Linked DNA regions of Homo sapiens: regions 1 and 3 are each linked to region 2. The links are chromatin loops, found by intact Hi-C in ENCODE. Cell type or tissue: Calu3. All regions are shown on one strand.

The links. Peaks named below come from ENCODE experiments on the same cell type or tissue, not always from the same donor. Only the 100,000 strongest peaks of a DNase experiment are listed, where the experiment ranks them.
Region 1: it touches region 2 in a loop (4-fold over the local background); 1 of 110 quality-filtered maps calls a loop at or near these places.
Region 3: a loop joins it to region 2, with 11 times the contacts of the local background. A loop is called at or near these places in 1 of 110 quality-filtered maps.

Annotation. Positions count from the first base shown.
Region 1 is chr3:88,571,196-88,573,695 of GRCh38, reverse strand. No RefSeq gene overlaps it. Among named protein-coding and RNA genes, the nearest start is that of CSNK2A2IP, 230 kb to the right of the region's middle. In Calu3, no CTCF peak of the experiment used is centred here; no DNase peak of the experiment used is centred here.
Region 2 is chr3:88,296,922-88,299,421 of GRCh38, reverse strand. The region is part of intron 1 of LOC105377202 (a long non-coding RNA gene); the gene reads right to left. Among named protein-coding and RNA genes, the nearest start is that of CSNK2A2IP, 40 kb to the left of the region's middle. In Calu3, no CTCF peak of the experiment used is centred here; a DNase peak (open chromatin) is centred at 1,021.
Region 3 is chr3:89,102,016-89,104,515 of GRCh38, reverse strand. No RefSeq gene overlaps it. Among named protein-coding and RNA genes, the nearest start is that of EPHA3, 4.4 kb to the left of the region's middle. In Calu3, no CTCF peak of the experiment used is centred here; no DNase peak of the experiment used is centred here.

The sequences.
Region 1 (2,500 bases), 270 kb before region 2:
GTGTTATAGGATTAGTCATAATTTATCAACAGGAAATACTAACACTGTTCAATGTCAAAATTTCAAAACTAGAATTCCTATTCTGTGACGATAATATAAGGCTGCTTTGTGTCTGATTAAGAAGAAAAATTATATGGCTATCAATCGAGAGGGCACGGAAAAGTCTATGGAAGATGCTAAAGCTGATGGAATGTCAAATGTTACAGGAAACAGTGGGCAAACCACGGATGTGTTTGATAAATGCATTTGAACATTATAGATTAAAAAATAAAACAGATGACGGGGGCATTTGTTTTAAGCAATGAATTAATTTTGAGTCAAAGCTGTCACGATTGCAACTGAAGAAAGAAGAGAAAAACTTCAAAATGCTCTTGTAAAAAGTGAATTAACAAAGAAAAGGAAAGCAAGGAACCATCATATGCAACAAGCACAATTTAAAAAAATTAAATTTAAAATCTAACTTTTATTCATTTAATTAGGTTCACACATAAATATGTAATTAAAATGAGAAAAATGATTTACTGTAAATTATTAAATGTAAAACTGATGGATACTACAAATAAAATTAAAATCAACATGGCATAATATTCTGAACAGTTAATTTCCTAATACTTTTTTCTACACTGTTGGATTACATTGTCCTTGCTTAGCCTCCCCATGACAATGATTTTTGTAATGTCTGTTTCTACAGAGAGAATAGAAAACTAGTTCAGACATTCCTCTAGTAGAGTTGATCAAAACTTGTTCTTTAGAATCAATAGTTTAGAAAAGATTCCTTCAGCTTCACAACTCATTGGTAATGACATGCTAAGACTTGATCTGGCCTGGTGACATGCATAAAACATGCAGCTTCACACGCAGGCATCCTCAGCATTTGTCATGCTGCTGCAAGGTTGTGCTCTGCAAACGGAGGTCCTGCATACTTCCCAGCCTAAAAGAAAGCAAATGTATGGTGCACTTTTAATTCTTTACAATCATAATTAGAAATATTCCTCAGGAACATTTAATGCTAATATTAAATATTAATTTAATATTAAATTATTAAATATGAAATTAATATTAGTCAAATATTCCTGAAGAATATTCCCCACAGGAAAATAACTTTGACCAGGCATTCATGAGTACAAAATTATTCACTAAATTGTCTAATAATTGAAAGAAATTTTTAAAACTTTTGTGGATACGTAGCAGGTGTATATATTTATGAGGTGACATATTTTGATACAGGCATACAGGGTAAATGGAGTATCCATTGCCTCAAGCATTTATCCTTTACTTTGTGCATACAAACAATTCAATTGTACTCTTTAGTTATTTTTGTTTTTTATTTTTTAATTTTTATATATTTTTTGAGATAGAGTCTCACTCTGTCGCCCAGGCTGGAGTGCAGTAACATAATCTTGGCTCACTGCAACCTCCGCCTCCTGGGTTCAAGTGATTCTCCTGCGTCAGCCTCCCAGGCAGCTGGGATTACAGGCACTTGCTATCACGCCTGTCTAATTTTTGTATTTTTTTAGTAGTGAAGGGGTTTCACCATGTTGGCCAGGCTGGTCTCAAACTACTGGTCTCAAGTGATCCGTTCACCTTGGCCTCCCAAAGTGCTGAGATTACAGGCATAAGCCATCGGGCTGTCTTTCGGTTTTTTTTAATGCACAAGAAATCATTGTTGACGGGACTAACCCTTTTGTGCTATTAAATACTATATCTTATTCATTCTAACTATATTTTTAAACCCATTAACCATCTTCATTTCCCCTCCTACCCCCCACCTACCCTCATCATTCTTCTCTATCTCCAAAGGTTCACTTGTTTTAGTTTTCAGCTCTCTCAGATAAGTGAGAATATGGGAAGTTTGTCTTTCTGTGCCTGGCTCAACTTATTTAACATAAAGTCCTCCAGTTCCAGTCATGTTGCAAATGACGGATCTCATTCTTTTTTGTGACTGAATAGTGCTCCATTGTTATATGAATCACATTTTCCTTTATGCATTTGTCTGTTGATTGACACCTAGATTGCTTCCTACCTAGGCTATTGTGAATAGTGCTGCAATAAACATGGGAGTGCAGATATCTCTTTCTATACTAATTTCCTTTATTTTGGGTTTATACCTGGCAGTGATATTGCTAGATCATATGGTAGCTCTATTTTTTTAGTTTTTGGAGGAACCTCAGTACCACTCCCCATAGTAATTGCAGTAATTTATATCCCCACCAACAGCGTACAAGCATTCTCTTTTCTCCACATCTTCACTAGTATTTATTAGTTGTCTTTTGAATAAAAGCTCTTTTAACTGAGATGAGATGATATCTCATTGTAGTTTGGATTTGTACTTCTCTGACAATCATTGATGTTGAACAGCTTTTCATATGTCTGCTTGCTATTTGTATGTTTTTGTTGAGAAATGTCTATTCAGATTTTTGCCCATTTTTAATCAAATTATTAATTTTTTTCCTATTGAGTTTTTGAGTTCCTTGTATATCCTGGTTATTAATCCCTTATC
Region 2 (2,500 bases):
TGCTTGGCCAGGATTTGTCTGTGAAAGCTTTATCTAGGCTTCAGCAAGGCCTGGAAGAACATGTAAGATTTGAACAGGCAGAAAGCAGAAGAAAAGGCATGTTAGGCAGGAGGAAAATCATGTGAAAAGTTTCAGAGGGGAAAAAAACATAAGTTTGGATAAGTACTCGTAGGGAAATAGATTACAAAAAGCAAGAGATAAATAAAGAAATAAAGTTGTTTGTGGATGAAAAAAATGCCTTGGCAAATAAATGAGATAGTACTTTTTGAGATAAGCTTTAACATATACTTAGTTTTTAACTGTGGGAACACCATGATGAAAGTGATTTTGTTTGTCAGCAACACTTCCTTCTTATCTTTCATCTCCATCTAAACCCTACCTTCTCTTCAATGCAGAAACAAGACCAGTCAGAGGTTATTTGCAGGAATCATTTTGAAGACAAAAATTTCCAAGCAGTCAACTCCAACCAATAAAAAATCTGAATTTAATTATATGAGAAAAAAATAAAAACTTGTATAAAATAAAAATAAATGTTAGAACTGGCACAGAGTAAATGTAGAAAAACTCACTTATGAAAAAAAAAGTACATTTTTTTTCAGGCAATAAAACTAAGCCAGTACTTATGTGGTGGAAAATCTCAACCTACATCCACTTTGTCAGTATTATGGGGTAGTTTTAATTATCAAGACTCCAGAGACTTTCCTCATGTAAGGAAAATATTACTAGAGATATAGGATATCAACTTTCACCCTATATATTATAATACATAGGGGTTATTTTCATGGGTTTTCACCATGGGGGGAAATACTGTCAAACAAATTACTTTCCAGTTTAGAATATTTTCCTGTATATCAGGAGCCAACTCAATAATTTCGAATGCTTTGAGGAGTGAAGCACAGGAAATTCTTTCATCTCTGAGTTGGCATGTTTCCTCTTTCCTCTTCTACACCATAATATTACACTTAGCACTGGTTGGTTAAGCTCAGGCTGGCTGTCCCTTTGCCCTCCACAAACCACATTTACGACCATATTTATCTTACTTGGGACACCAAGTTCAAGCAAAAGGTTCTCGGATCAGGGTCAAAGGCATTAGCAGGTTGGCAAAATTGATTGTGGTGAAGTAGAAATGCCCTTTGTAAAATACCATAGAAGCAAAAATATTGATTTGCTTTGTGTTTTGGCTTAAAAATAATTTCCTATGGTAAACCAGTTCCTCACTAAATACCAATATCACATAGTAACTAAATTCACCAAGTCAAACCATATTTGAACGCTTTTATTGTTGTCTGCATTATAGTTCATTTCCAAGCCAATAACCGTTGACTTATTGTAGCTTCTGAATCATATATTCTAAATATCTTTGTAGACCTGAGGTTGAGTTTTGTCATCAAGCAATACTGAGATAGAATTATTTCCACAGAGAATTATTTTGTTCTACTAATTAGTAAAATATTAAAATCTATCAGGGTTGTATGAGTACACACTAACTTGTATACATAGAAAGCTTAGTAATTCAAGTGCCAGAACGTCATCATTTTTTTAAAGTTTTATATTACATCTCAGGAAATTGCACTTTACCTCCAAGGATGTAATCATCACACAATATCTTAAACCTAGCACACACTTAATAACTACTTATTCATAGACTTATTGTTTATAACGTTCTAAGAGAAAACAAGGCAAGGAATAAAAGTCAGGCTGATATATATTTTCAGAAATATTTCTAATATTTCTATTTCGTTCAGGAATATGAACAGAAAATGAATCTTATCATTTATGTTAAATAGATATGCTATAAATTCAGAACATATTAGAAATAAAAATATTATAAATAAGTAAATAATTTTGGCCCATAATCATTTGGCCATTTGGGGCTTTTTCTAGGCTTAATTGAATTTGTAGTTAACAATAAAAGATGTGTTCTAAAAATAAACTGTCCTCTTCAAAAATAATCTGGAAATGCTCAAGAGTCTTCATCATTTATTCTGACAAAAGTGATCATATTCTTATTTCGCTTTCAGTTTAGCTTCACATTTTGTTTAAAAGCTAAAAAATCTCTCTAGTGTTCCTTGGGAGAATGATTAGCCACCATTAAATAAAGAATCTCAGGAGGCTGGGCTCTCACTTGTAATCCCAGTGCTTTGGGAGGCCAAGGCAGGAGGATCATTAGAGTCCAGGAGTTCGAGACCAGCTGTGGCAACAATGCAAGACCCTGTCTCTACAAAAAATTTTTTAAGTTGCCAGATGTGGTAGTAAGTGCCCGTAGTCTCAGTGAATTAGGAGACTGAGGTGAAAGGTTCCCTTGAGCCCAGGAGGTCGAGGCTGCAGTAAGCTATGATTGTGCCACTGCACTCTGTTCTAAGGCATCTGTTCCAAGATTTCTCACATGAGATTCTGCTTGCTTTCTGTGTCTAAGATGTCTCAACACAGGCTTCTACTATGCGCAGCCACTTGGGATTTTTGTGGGACCTTAGTTTCAGTTGCTCTCAAGAGTATAAGT
Region 3 (2,500 bases), 810 kb before region 2:
GCCCTTTCCAGTAGGATGGCCAATACCATGTAGAGGTTACCAGTGGGGCTCTTGAATCAGAGCAATCTAGGTCACTGACCTGGCTCTGTCACTCTTAGTGAAATCCAGATAATAACAGATCCTATCTCATCGGAATGTTGTAAGGATTATATCAGATTTGGGATGGTACAGATAAAGTGTTAGCCTAGTGTCTGAATTATTAAAAGCATTCAATACTGTTTTTAAAAAATCTTGATCCAAAAGAGAGATCTAGAGAGTGTGACACTGAGCAGTAACAGTAGAACTGAAACCAGGCACATATAAGTGGGAGAAATGGCAACACTTCATAATAGATTGATTATGAGAAATTAGGCAGACGGTAGTGCGTAGAAGGCCTTTCAATTCCTGGCTTGAATGAAGAGTTAGTGAGGAGTAAGAGAGGTTTGAGGATAGAAAACAGACGTGGAATGTAAAGGTTTCTGTTTTACATATGTCTAGTTGGAAAGACCTGAGGGAAAGCAGAGGGTAAATGAAATATTAGGAGAAAAGGACCTAAGTGGAGTTATTTCTTTGGAAATCATTAGTATATGAAAATAGGCTTGGAGTGGAGGCTCAGCCCTATAATCCCAGCACTTTGGGAGGCCGAGATGGGTGGGTGGATTGCTTGAGCACAGGAGTTCAAGACCAGCCTGGGCAACATGGAGAAAGCCTATCTCTACAAAATCTAGCCAGGCATGGTAACACATGCCTGGAGTCCCTGCTACTGGGGTGTCTGAGGTGGTAGGATCTCTTTAGCGCTGGAGGCAGAGGTGGCAGTGAGCCAAGATCACATCACTGGACTCCAGCCTGGGTGACAGAGTGTTGGTAGGAAGATCAGCTGGATGGCCAAGGATGAAGCCCTAGCATACACCTGTATTTAAAAGGCAGGTAGAAATAAATAGCAAAGGACTAGAAAAAATAACTTATTAGAAATCAAGCTTGTGAAAATTTTGAAAAATAATTCATTCTTAGCTGTGGTGCAAGCCAAAAAAAAAAAAAAATCCAAAAAGGTGACTGAAAAGTCACAATTGAATTTGACAACATTTTGGATGAGGCCTTCTCTGAACCTGGTGCCCTTACCTCTATCCTTCCCACTCCCATAGCAGCTAAATTTATTGTTCTTCTCTGTTGACATCCCTCTTTTTCACATCTATCCAGAATGGTGCTCAGGTTATAAAAACTCTTTACTTAATGTTTGATGTATCTTAATCTGGAGAGTCTACTATTTCAATATCCTATATTGTTTATGTTAATTCCCAGGCTTGGTTTTGCTTTGTGCTCATTTTGACACTCGTGTAAGTTTCCTTCAAACATGAATGCCTCTTTCTACAGGGAAGATTTTGATGACTTTCGTGATACTTTTGGTATAGTAATGGGACCACAAGTTCAATTAAGATAAAGAAGTAAATGGTAAGTGAGGATATAGAAATAGTACATATTCTGTGCTTTCAAGAAGGTAAGCTTAGAAGAGATGAGAAGCCCGGAAAAGAGGTAAGTGAGATCCAATGAGAGTATTATAAAATAGAAGAGGCTGACATGTTTCCTTCTGCTGTGCTTAGCTGATTAGTGATGCAATTAATTGACAAGAAATATGGTGGTTCAAATTTGGGAGGTAGAGAAAAGGGGGGAAAATATCAATTTTTTATTTACAACCTGGTGAGATCTAAGTGCAATCAATAAAGCCAGTAGTTTAATAGAAAATAAGAAACCCAGAAGGGCATAAACTGCAAGTTAGGAAATTATTGGTAAATGAAAGTAGTTTAATCCATGAGAGTAAATGTAATTGCCCAGAAAGACTATGAACAATGAGGGAAAAAGAGAACCCAGTGTACAATTCAGATTATTATTATTATTTTGAGACATTCTCACCCAGTCACCTAGGACTGAGCGCAGTGGCATAATCTTGGCTCACTGCAGCCTCTACCTCCTGGGCTCAAGTGTTCCCTCTACCTCAGCCTCCCCAGTAGCTGGGACTACAGGAGTGTGCCAGCATGCCCAGCTAACTTTCATGTTTTTTTGTAGAGGTGGGGTTTTGCTATTTTGTCCAAGCTGGTCTCAAACTCTTGAGCTCAAGCAATCCACTCCCCTCGGCCTCCCAAAGTGCTGGGATTCCAGGCATGAGCCATCGCAACCAACCTCGATTTAGATTAAACAGAGTATCCAAAAGGCAGAAGGAAACTGAATAATTATCTCAATTAACTGAATAGGAGTAAATATTGTAAAACAAGGTAAAGAGAATGAGTCAGAGAGGACAGTAGAGATGAAAATTTCCAGAAGGGGACAGTCAACCGAAACAGATGTAAAGTTTGGTCAAAACTAAAAACAGTCTTTCCAGTGAGTGGAAAGATGACAAGATTGGGAATTCTCTCCCAGAAAATTATGTTTACAGCTGCAAAATTTTTTAGAACCTATCATTTTACAGTTAGAGAAAGAGTCAAACATTAGTGACATCATTATGTTCACAGGGTCAAAGGAAACAATA